Linked DNA regions of Homo sapiens: region 1 is linked to region 2. Evidence: chromatin contacts called from ENCODE Hi-C or POLR2A ChIA-PET data. All regions are on one chromosome and are shown on one strand. The core of a region is the stretch at or near the end of the contact, and the rest is flanking DNA. Distances in the headings are between cores, read along the strand shown.

Region 1 (5,562 bases), core at 2,529-5,028, 5.9 Mb after region 2:
CCCTGCCCACTGGATTCACTGAATCCCTGAATTCAAAGTTGAGCCTGATTGCTCCTCTATTGCCGTAATCTTGACACCTATTACAATGCAAATCTGAACAAGTTTCTACACTTTCCCTGCTTCCCACTACCCCCCAGAACCCTGAGATCCTGCTTCTGCCTCCCACTCTGTATTCAGGCTCAAGTTCACTGATAATGTAGGCTCAATCTTTTTTTTTTTTTTTTTTTTTTGAGGCAGAGTCTCGCTCCCGCTCTTCGCCCAGGCTGGAGTATGATGGCATGATCTCGGCTCACTGCAACCTCTGCCTCCTGGGTTCAAGTGATTCTCCTGCCTCAATCTCTTGAGTAGCTGGGATTACAGGCACCCACCACCATGCCTGGCTAATTTTTGTATTTTTAGTAGAGATGGGGTTTCTCCATGCTGGCCAGGCTGGTCTCAAACTCCTGACCTCAGGTGATCCACCTGCCTTGGCCTTCCAAAGTGCTGGGATTACAGGTGTGAGCCACTGTGCCTGGCCAGGTTCAATCTTCATAAGCACCCTGTGATCTCTGTTTCTGAGCTTTAAAAATAATATCTTTTCCTTGTCTGACAAACATTGTTTTCCTTCTAATTAATATCTTCACCTCTCCCAGGCCCTGCCAGACTTTTAAAATCCAGGTTATATGCCCTTCTTCTGTGATTCCATGGTACCCTGTACCTCTGCTATCCCTGTGCCTATCAATCGATATAATTCATTTTGTCTGTATAATTAACTTTCCCAAATTTTTATTATTAGATCATAAATCAGGAAGAGAAGGTATTTATTTTTATTGTACTGCTGTCACATTGTTTCACATATGGAAAATGTCTAAAACATTGGGAATTACAATTGAACTTGAGATTTGGGTGGGGACACAGATTGAAACCATATCAGACATCTATAAGGGCTTCAATTTTATAGCTGATAGTTTTCTTCATAGAGTCACAGGCAGGGTTACTAAATGTTAAGGATAAATTGAATTAGGTCATTGAACTGGACTACAATCTATTTTGAAGCTGTCTGTTTAGAATCATGCTAGGTTTGCAGTTCTGTTTAAATTCTGTCTTACCTAAGCAAGACAGAACACATAATTTATAATATAAAATAAGGCAGCTCCTGACCAGCTGTTATGTATTTTTACAGAAGAGCTGGCAAATGTAAGCATAAATTGCAGTAAGATATGCAAAATAAGGACTGGATGGCAAGTGGGGGGATGGGTTAGAAGTGCAATAGCCTATGAGAGACACTTCCCTAGAGATATTTCCCATCTTAGTATGTGAAATGTTTATAGGTAGATCCTAATAAGCATAATTTTTCTTAATGGAACTTGGTTCTTAGATTCCATCATGCATCATTTTAAAAAATCAAAGTGGAATCGTCTCAAGATTAAAACAAGTATATTAATTCAACAAGGCTTATTTCATTGTATAGAAAAATATACTGTAGTTCCAGCTACTCAGAAGGCTGCGGCAGGAGGACTGAGACCAGGAGCTGGAAGCTGTAGTGCACTGTGATCAGGCCTGTGAATAGACACTGCACTCCAGCTGGGCAACATGGTAAGACCCTTTCTCTAAAAATGATACATACATATACATATACATGTATACACACACACACCCCAGTATATATATTTTATAATCTGTTGTATTTTCACTTTTTTCTTTTATTATGACTTTCTTAACTAGAGATTTTACATTTCAAGGAAGGAATGGCATGATGAAATCAATAGGATCTGGCTGGTCTTTCTGTTTCTTCATTGTTACCAGATCCTAAATCTTTCCCCTTATCTGGCTCAGGATTCAGGTGTACAGCAGATAATTCCATTCCCATCAAGGTACTGACTGAAGTTAAAAAAAAAAAAAAGTCACCCCTGAAAGCCCACCTGCCTCACATTATGAATTCCTCACTGTTAAACAATACTCCCCATTGTCTTTGCTTCATTCATAGCTCACAGTGTCAAACCTGTTGGAGCCTGGAAGCAGCTGCCCAAACTCACTTAGAAAGAATGAAGAGAAATAAGAAAAAGCGAAAACTGAAGTTAGGAGGAGACTCAACGTATCAAAGTATCGTTCTGTGTTTTTGAGTGTAAGAATACTCAATATTTTTATGGGTGTGAATTTACTTTCTGTTAAAAAATGATAAAACCTACCGTTTATTAGGTACTTTCTCTACATGCTAGAACCCAATATACACATTCAGTTAGGTACTTTCTCTACATGATAGAACTTAATATACAAATTCAGTATACACTGAATATACACATATATACCCAGTTTGATTCTGGACCTCAGCTCTTCAACAAAGCTGAGGTCCAGAATCAAACCGGGATCCCCTCCATTTCTAAAGCCCAAGTTCTTTCATCTAAGATATGCTGCCTCAGAGAAAGCAAAGCCCCAAAGACAATCTCATTTGAGATTTTATCAGCTTGTTTATTTAGTTAAAAAAAGAAAAGGAAGAGGAAAAAAGGAACGCATGTATGAAATGAGTCTGTCCAGGGTATCCAAAGATCACGAGGGGCCAATGTTTGCCATTGGAGGGGCTGTTGCTTCCTCTCCGCCTCCACGCTTCCCTGCGCTGCACCTCTAGGTGAAACTTCAGCGTGCCGCGCGGTGGTGCGAAGGTGAGGGCAGCGCGCAGAGGAAGTAAACGGGGACTACAGGGGACCAGAGACGTGAGATAGTCCTTAAAATACATATCTAATCTGTCCTCGTCATTTTCCACTGCCACCACCCTATTCAACTACTCGGTGATAACCCTGTAATTCTCCAGTCTCCAATCTGTCCTCCCCAAACCCTTCTCCGCAACTCCTCAAGAGGATCATCGGGTGGAGTCCTTCCCCCTTCTGAACCTTCCGTGGCTGCTCACTACTCCGAGGACCAAGTTAAACATCCTTTAGGTTATTTAGCTGCACGTCCTGGCCCCTACTCTGTACACTAGCTTCTACATCTGGCCGTGTACCCACCTGTTCACTGTGCTCCAGCTACCTGGCCCTTTCCTCCTTCAGCTTCTTTGCACAACTTGTCTGTTTTGGCTCCTGCTTTAATCTCAGCTTTGATGCCACTTAGGCCTTTCCTAGCTGATTCCCGCCCTCACCCCTGTTACCCGCCATCTAATTACAGCTCTCTAAATGTGCTTCAACAGCACCTTTCATGTCACTGATTGCAATTTGCATTGAATACTTGCCTGATTATTTTTGTCTGCAAGTGCCACATGGGTTTAGCCCTGCTCCTGACAAGCACACTGCTGAACTGAGTAACTTTTGAATGAATGAATGAATGAGTGAATAAATCAGTGAAGGTCCTACTTGGCACTGTCATCATCCTATCATCAAAATATTTCGAGTCCCTCGGTGTTGCTATCCCTGGCATGCCCATCCCCGCGGGCTGGCAAAACCCTGGAGGGGGCAGCCTCCCAAGGCACCGCCGCGGGCTCAGCCCATCTAGGAATGACTCCCGCACCACGCGGCGAGGGGCGGGTCCGGCGGCGAGGTGTCCTGCTGCCTAGCAGGTTCACGTGTACTGGTGCAGGTGGGGAGGAAGGCAAGGAAGGAGCGCAGCAGGGCGCGCCAGATACGTGGAGGGGAGCGCGGGCGGCGCCTCGCTCGCCTCCGGCTTCGCCGTCGGTCACTGCCTGGGAACGCGACTTCCTCCTCTAGGGGCCGACGTGCGGGGCGGGGCGGGGCCGGGCGGGAGACGCCCCCGCAGGGCTGGGCTGAAAGCCGCCCCAATGGGATTCGGTGCGGGGCAGCGACTGCGCCCCGTCCCGGCGCCGCGCTCGTCCGCAGAGGAGGCGGCCCGGCCCGGGCAGCTGCGGCTCGGGATCCGTCGAGGGGAGGCCGAGCTTGCCAAGCTGGCGCCCAGCGGGGTCATGGTGCCCGGCGCCCGCGGCGGCGGCGCACTGGCGCGGGCTGCCGGGCGGGGCCTCCTGGCTTTGCTGCTCGCGGTCTCCGCCCCGCTCCGGCTGCAGGCGGAGGAGCTGGGTGAGTGGAGCGCGTCCGGCTGGCGGCGGGACCCGAGGCGCCAGGGGCGGGCTGAGGGCTGCGGGGCGGGCCGGGCCGGGCCGAGGGCTACGGGGCGGGCCGGGCCTGGGGGGACGGAGCGCGGGAGGAAGTCGGGCTCGCCGCCTGCCATCCGCGGAGTCCGGCTCTACCCGCGGGGCTGGGGGTGAAGTAGGTTACTGCATTCCTTGTCGCTCCCCCACCAAACTCCTTCCTTCCCCCAAAACCAGAGAATTAACCTGGCGTCTCTGCACTTTCTCTCCGCCGCCCCCCAGCCCATTTCACTTAGTTTCCAGACTTCCTGACTCTGCTGGCCCCGTGAGAAGTGACCTGACCCCGAGGGTCGCCTTAGGGGACAGCCGTGTGCAGGGCCAGTTCTTTCCAGCTGCCTTTTGACAAAGCCGCTCCTCGGCCGGCGCTGGGCCCTGCCCTCCCTGCCGTCGCTCCTCCCGCGCGGAATTGGAATCCCGGCGTGTGCGTTCGGGGCTCGTGCGGAATGGCCGGGGCACGTTTGCCGAGGTTGGCCTTGGACGCTGGCGAGCAGGCGGTGCTGCCACCTCCTCTCGAGTGTCCTGCTGGCGCCGCAAGTTGGAATCGTGTGGCTTCCTGTGTATTTGAGCCGGTAGACTCTCAACCAGGCTGCTTTTTCTCTGGAGCTGGTCTTTGACTTGGAGTTAGACCTAATTAACCCACAACCGAGTTTACCCTCTGCCTGTCCAGCATATTAAAGCAGCAACCCCCTTTACCAGCCCTGGGTGTCCCTATTTCATTCGTCCTCATTAATTAGTGCTTTTTTTTTTTTAATAGCAAGGGCCAGCTTTCTGCCGAGTTGTTTCAGTGTTTCCTCTCCTCCCTTGCTCCTGGCCGTATATGCCTGAGCTTATTTAATGGCGCTGAGTCTATCCGGAGTACTTTGACAGCTCCCCCAACCACCATGCTTTCTGGTGAAACAAGAATCAAAACTAAAACCAATGCCGGCATTTTTTTCACTGAACTATGCCTCCATTCTGAAACATTGATACTCGAGATGGTGGTGGTGGTTCCTAAGTTTATATTACATACCAGTTTGTTTAAAAAAACAAAATCCCCAAAACCCTAAAGTGATTTTGTCTGGTACTGTAGCACAATACTAGGCAGATTGTAAAATTGTAATAAATACGTAAGATTTTGTTAAATGCGTAGGACTTTTATAATGGATGTTTTAAATATTTTTATTTTTTTCTCAACTCACAGTTTGAAGGTGCACCTTTAATACTATACGTCTGTGAGAATCAGTCCAGCAGTATGTTCCTGTACTAATCTGGCCAAAGCTGTCACTTATCTTTCCCAATAAAGATTTAGATTTTGTATGGTCATCCAGGCTGTTAACTGGGCACTTTGTGAGAGCGGTTCTCTAGGAACAAGTGTGATTGCTTAGATTCTTTTTAAAAACCTATTATCATTATTGTTATTTTTGAGACAGTGTCTCACTCTGTCGCCCAGGCTGCAGTGCAGTGGCACGATCTCAGCTCACTGCAGCCTCAACCTCCTGGGCTCAAGCAATCCT
Region 2 (5,441 bases), core at 2,604-5,103:
ATACAGAGAAGTTCTTCCACTGGGCTTGCCAGAGGATTTGAAACAGTGGTGAGCCCTGGAAGGAAGGGAATATTTACTGGCCCTTGGACATAAACCCAGCACAGTAAGACTCACATCAGGCTGAAGGCAGTGCAGTATGAACCGACCTGATTTGAGGAAGTTTGCTCTGGGACTCCTCTGAGCTACTAAATGAGGAGGAGAAGGACTAATGGGAACACACTGACTCCATCACATTAGAAGTTATAATAAACATTTAGAGAACAACCTCAAACCAGCCCATGTTTTTTTTTTTTTTCTGTCGTTGTCATTGTTTTGGTTTTTGTTTTTTTGTTTCTTCAGATAAGATGGTTTCTCTAAGCACATGTGTGATCCCTAATTCAGCCACAGCCACGGAGTGAAGGAGAGGAAGGGGTAGAAAGGAAAAACCAAGAGAGGAAGAGGAAGGGAGAGAAAGGAAGGAAGGAGAACGGAAGAGAAGTAAGGAAAGTGGGGAAACGCTGAAGGATTTTTTTGTATTTGCCTTTTATTGGTGTAGGAGAGACACTTATTTACTTGTAATTTGTATGTAGTGCTGGGTATGAGAAGGGGCAGTTGGAAGAGAAGGGAAAGAATGAATATAGGTGAAAGGTAAGAGTGTCATAGGGTAAGCTGGGAGGCCAGGAAGAGTTTGGACAGACAGCTCAGAGTAGGAAGAGAGTTCAGAGCGGGGAGGGAGACCTGTTGACTCTGGGAAGGGGAAAGGGAAAAAACACTGGCATCCTGACTGCAGGGAAACAATGAGGCAGCGGAGAGCAAGTATCCCTCATTGCTGAGGGAGCTGCCAAGACCCCAGGCAGCCTCAGTCTGTGGGGTGCGGCCTGTGGGGTGCGAGGAGAGGGGCACAGGCTGGGAGCTCCGGTCAGTCCTGGCCCTCCTAAAGGGCTTGAGTTCAGCTGCCTTATCAGGGAACCAAGCCAAACCAGCACAGACCTAAGGATCACCCCATGGATGGAAGCCCACCCTTCTTCAGCCAGTCTACAACTCCTGGTATCCGGGAAGGTCTGTGCACACACAAGGTGTGCACACACACACACACACACACACACACAAGGCGTGCACACACAGCTACAGAGTGAGCTGAGTAGTCACAGCCAAGCACATGTGTGCTTCTAGGAGGCCTGCTGGGCACGGGAGGCAAAGACCATAAGTGGGAGAAAGGACAGCCTGAGTTTCATGAACTAAAAATATCTTGGTGACAACGCATTGGGAAGAAACAGGAGAGGCCCGGGGGGCAGCTTCTTGATTCCAGTCCTCAGACACTTTCTCATGGAAAAATCCTTCAGACTGCAGGATTGTTTTGATAAGGAAATGTGATCAAACATTAGGGGTCATTTCATTGGATCTGAAAGGAATTTAAAGTTGAATATGCCTCATCTGTGTTCACTCTTTTTTTTCTGCAGCAGTTGCCTGCAATTCATATATGTTTTTAGAAGCTAATTTAAAATTGCCTGCAGAAGAAAAATGATTTGAATTCAGGATATTCCTGAGATTTCCATTCTACAACGTGTAAAACAAAGATTTCATTTAGACAAACTACCCCACCATAATCTTTCTGAATGCCTGTTGAAGAATGCCTGCAGATATGACTGTCTTCTCCTCTTCTTTTTCTTTTCAGAGCATTTGAAAGTCACTAACTCCTTAATCCCAGGAGAAGCAGGCTTTAACATTTCCTGTCTCTACACCTTCCAAAAATGAGTAACCCTGAGTTAAGAACCTTTCTATCCGACATGTTGGTACATTACTCAGACCTCACTTCTGTTTAACCCACCCCATGCAAGGAACAGAGCAGAGTAACTACATTATCCATCTTTTGATGCTCCATCATGGAGTGACTGGTAGCTGCAGCAGCAGATTAAGAATGACTGTGGTGTGTGGCCTTTAAGGATTAGAGCGAGGCTGGCAAGTGCACAACAGTTAGCCTGCTTTCAGATAATGGTGCATCGTTGTTTGAAAATAAAATCAGGAACTCATTGCAGGTGAAATATCTTGAAATTCCTGTCCTTTCATCCCAGGGGAATAGAGAGAAATGCCTAAAAACATGACACGGACTACACCAGGACATCCCACAGAAACCAAAAGTCCTGCACCAGCCCATCCCAGTCAGCTAGGGCCTGTTTGAACTGTATTGATGGCAAGTAATTGCCAAAAAGAAACAATGACAATTTTTTTTTAAGTCACGGTCTGGAAAAAGTTAAGGATTCTGTGTATCCGCCATCTAATAATGTCTCTAATCACAGTCATCACCCTTACATGGTATTAGGATGTGTTTCATAGTTTCCCTTCCCCTCCCATTAAAGGCCCCACACACAGTGACTGGTCCAGCTGAGGAGTGGTTTCCAGGTCCAGCTACAGCAGTAACTCTGGCTTCTGGAGCTGGGCTTGTCTGCCAGTTCTCTGGCCTGCCTTGACTCTGTGGACAATAGCACAGACTATCCTTCCTGGGTAACCCAAATGGGACATGAACTAATTCGAGAAACTCCCTGTTTTCTCCTATTTGGCTAGAGCCAGTAATAAGGCCTCAATTCCAGGCAGCCCTCCCGCAGAGACACGTGTCTCCCAGCCTTTCGCCCTGACTGCTGCTTTACCTCTTGCCTTGAGAGCAGACGAGTGAAACAGAAATCAAAGCAGTTGACATGGAAGGGGGGTGAGCACCTACTAGGCATTTGGTAGCATGCTGGATTCTGGGAGGTAGAAAAATATCAGGAAACAAAGTCCTTTCCTCAAGGGGGTAACCAACTGGTAGTGGGAGGTAAAATTAAAATATGTGAATAATCGGTAAACAAAACAAGTCTTGAAGACCACCCATTACCACTACCCCTCTGGGACTATCCTGGCTTTGTTTTATAAGGGAATTTGACACACTCATGTTAGATCACCACCCCCCATCAATTTACTGATGAAGAAATCCAGGCTTAGTGGAGTCAGAGTGAATTGCCTAAGTCATGGAACCACAAGAAGTGAAGAACTTGAAACCAAGTTTCTTGTCCTTTTAAAAAATTTGGCCTCTTGTTCTCCTGTTCCTTTAAAAAAAAAAAAATCCCCCTATTCTAAGATACCATCTTGAACTTGAAAGTCACAAGAAGCTTGATTAGCTTCTAAGATCAAGTTCTGGCATTTCTCCCCCTTGTTCCCAAAGGCTCCGTCCAGCGCCAGGCTGGGAGGGCTGGAGGGCGGCTGCGGAGAGGGGCCGGGAGGCGGCTCACAGCCAGCACAGAGCTCAGCAGAACTTCCTGGCCCAAAAATGTGCTGTTGATTTTTTTCCCCCCTGCACGAAACAAGGATTGAGAAAACTGCCACTGACGTGTTCTGGGGCTGAAAGCCAATTACTTAATCTTTGCCATCCCTGGCTCTCTCTTTGGAGAAGTGGGGCTTGAATTCTTGAGAGAAACTTGTGGGGACACTAAGTACCCAAACGAATGGTTCCCAGGCAGCTCCGAGCTGTCCCCGTGTGCGAGCCTCCTCTCCTCAAAGGGTTAACCCGGCGGGGCTCGCTGGCCTGAAATACTATACTAGCAACACATCCTTGCAGCACAAACTTCACTGTCATTTTCTCAGCTAAGATGGTCTCTGTGCGAACAAGTTAAAGGAGGGGAGACGAACACAGAGGAAAGTAGAGGCAGAATGTTTCAGTAAAGGAGAAACAGCGTGCTTTGGGAAATAGGTCAGAGGTGAAGAAATAAGACCAGGCAAGTGGCAACTCCGAATAACTTACCTTAGATCCACCACGGACAGACAGACTGGGCCCGGAGGGTAGTCGGCTCTCGGCGGCTTCTCGTCTCCCTCCACCTTCTCCGGGCCCAGGTAAGTAGAAGAACAGGCTCTGAAGCAGGAAGTGGAAGCTGTATGCAAATTTCTACGGAGCCTAGGAAGCCTCTGCTCAAAATCTCCCTGTGGGCAGTGAATCAACGGCTGAGGAGTCACTTTATTTCTTAAAACAGAAACCTCCTTCATTCATGAGAAAGGGCCAGTGACCAATTAGGCGGCATTTTTGTTTTCGCCACCCAGCTAAGAAGCTGCCCAGGAGTGGGCAGAACCTCAGTGTAGTCGCAGTGCCCTCGCCTGGGAGGGTGTCTCCGGGAGGAGATTGAACTCGAATGTTAAGAATTAGTAATCATTAGCAGCTCCAAAGGAGGGGATTGTGGGCAGATAATGGGGAAGAAGAGGGAGTCGAGCTTCTTCCACCTCCTCTAACTGCTTAAAACATCAGCATTGCCGAGCGCGGTGACTCACGCCTGTAATCCCAGCACTTTAGGAGGCCGAGGCGGGAGGATCACGAGGTCAGGAGATCGAGACCATCCTGGCTAACAAGGTGAAACCCCGTCTCTACTAAAAAATACAAAAATTAGCCGGGCGTAGTGGCGGACGCCTGTAGTCCCAGCTACTCGGGAGGCTGAGGCAGGAGAATGGCGTGAACCCGGGAGGTGGAGCTTGCAGTGAGCCGAGATCGCCACTGCACTCCAGACTGGGCGACAGAGCGAAGACTCCGTCTCAAAAAAAAAATTTAAAAAAACCCAAAAAATCAGTATTTGCTGCCCATAACCACTGGGGGGGTGGGGGGGGGCTCACTGACCATGCTCCTGGACACACGTGTACACACAGCATACACATGCCTGTGGCTTGTGCACACACACCACCCTATTGTCAGGCACAAAAAAAGTGGTTAATTTTAAGAACACACACACACACATACATACACATGCACACATGCACACTAACCTCCTCTGGCTGCATTTTCCTGACCTCAAGATTTTTTTTCTCCCCTTTCCTTCCCATTGTTTAATCAGTAGCCTGCAGAATTTATTGCATGAAGGAGCGCTGCAGGCAGGATGATACCCAGCGATGTGAACAGAGAGAGAGAGAGACAACTGCCTTTCGGGGCAGCAGTCAGTAATGGGAGCAGTGTTAGCTGGAGCTTTGGAGTCAGGAGGACCTGGGTACGAACTCAGCCATGTCACTGGCCAGCTGGGCGCCCTGGGCAGACACACCATGCTCCTGGTGCTGGACTTGTCTGCCTGTTGAAGGGGTCCAAGTGTCAGTCCACTCAGCCGGCTATCTCTCTACTCTCATCAAGGGGACAGGCCCCAGAGCATCCCTGTTCAGATTGTACCAGGTTCTGCTCAAGCAGGATACAGGAAGCAGGTTGCTCAACATTCCACAAGCAGAGAAAATGCAGCTTGTTTTTAACACAGTATACACAGGTTGTTTGCATTTGGTTTGCAGAAAATGATGCAGCTATTAAAAATCATCAATATGTATGTATTATCTGAGCCACTAACATGAAAAAGTGGCTCTGAGATATTATTTAACTAAAAGTATTATCTTATTTTTTGCCAATATATGTGACATATACACACACATAGATATGTATATCGATTTTTTTTAAGAGACAGTGTCTCAGTCTA

Evidence for each region. Hi-C counts contacts between places; a loop is a spot of excess contacts on that map. ChIA-PET counts read pairs that join two places held with the same protein, here RNA polymerase II (POLR2A). Pooled maps may share reads with other maps.
Region 1: a pooled map shows a loop between it and region 2 (3-fold over the local background). The contact joins the promoter of DCBLD1 here to the promoter of TRAF3IP2 in region 2. A Hi-C loop is called at or near these places in 1 of 50 pooled maps. POLR2A ChIA-PET finds 5 or more read pairs at or near these places in 2 of 52 experiments (AG04449 and PC-9).

Annotation. Positions count from the first base shown.
Region 1 is chr6:117,478,896-117,484,457 of GRCh38, forward strand. It overlaps DCBLD1 (discoidin, CUB and LCCL domain containing 1), which reads left to right and starts at 3,779. Exons shown (of 15, transcript NM_001366458.2): 1 at 3,779-3,998. The coding sequence starts at 3,887. RefSeq lists a silencer at 3,655-4,234 and enhancers at 4,595-4,674, 4,685-4,734, 4,765-4,814.
Region 2 is chr6:111,602,025-111,607,465 of GRCh38, forward strand. TRAF3IP2 (TRAF3 interacting protein 2) reads right to left here and starts at 3,854. Exons shown (of 9, transcript NM_147686.4): 1 at 3,752-3,854. It also overlaps TRAF3IP2-AS1. RefSeq lists enhancers at 3,563-3,632, 3,923-3,972, 4,818-5,441.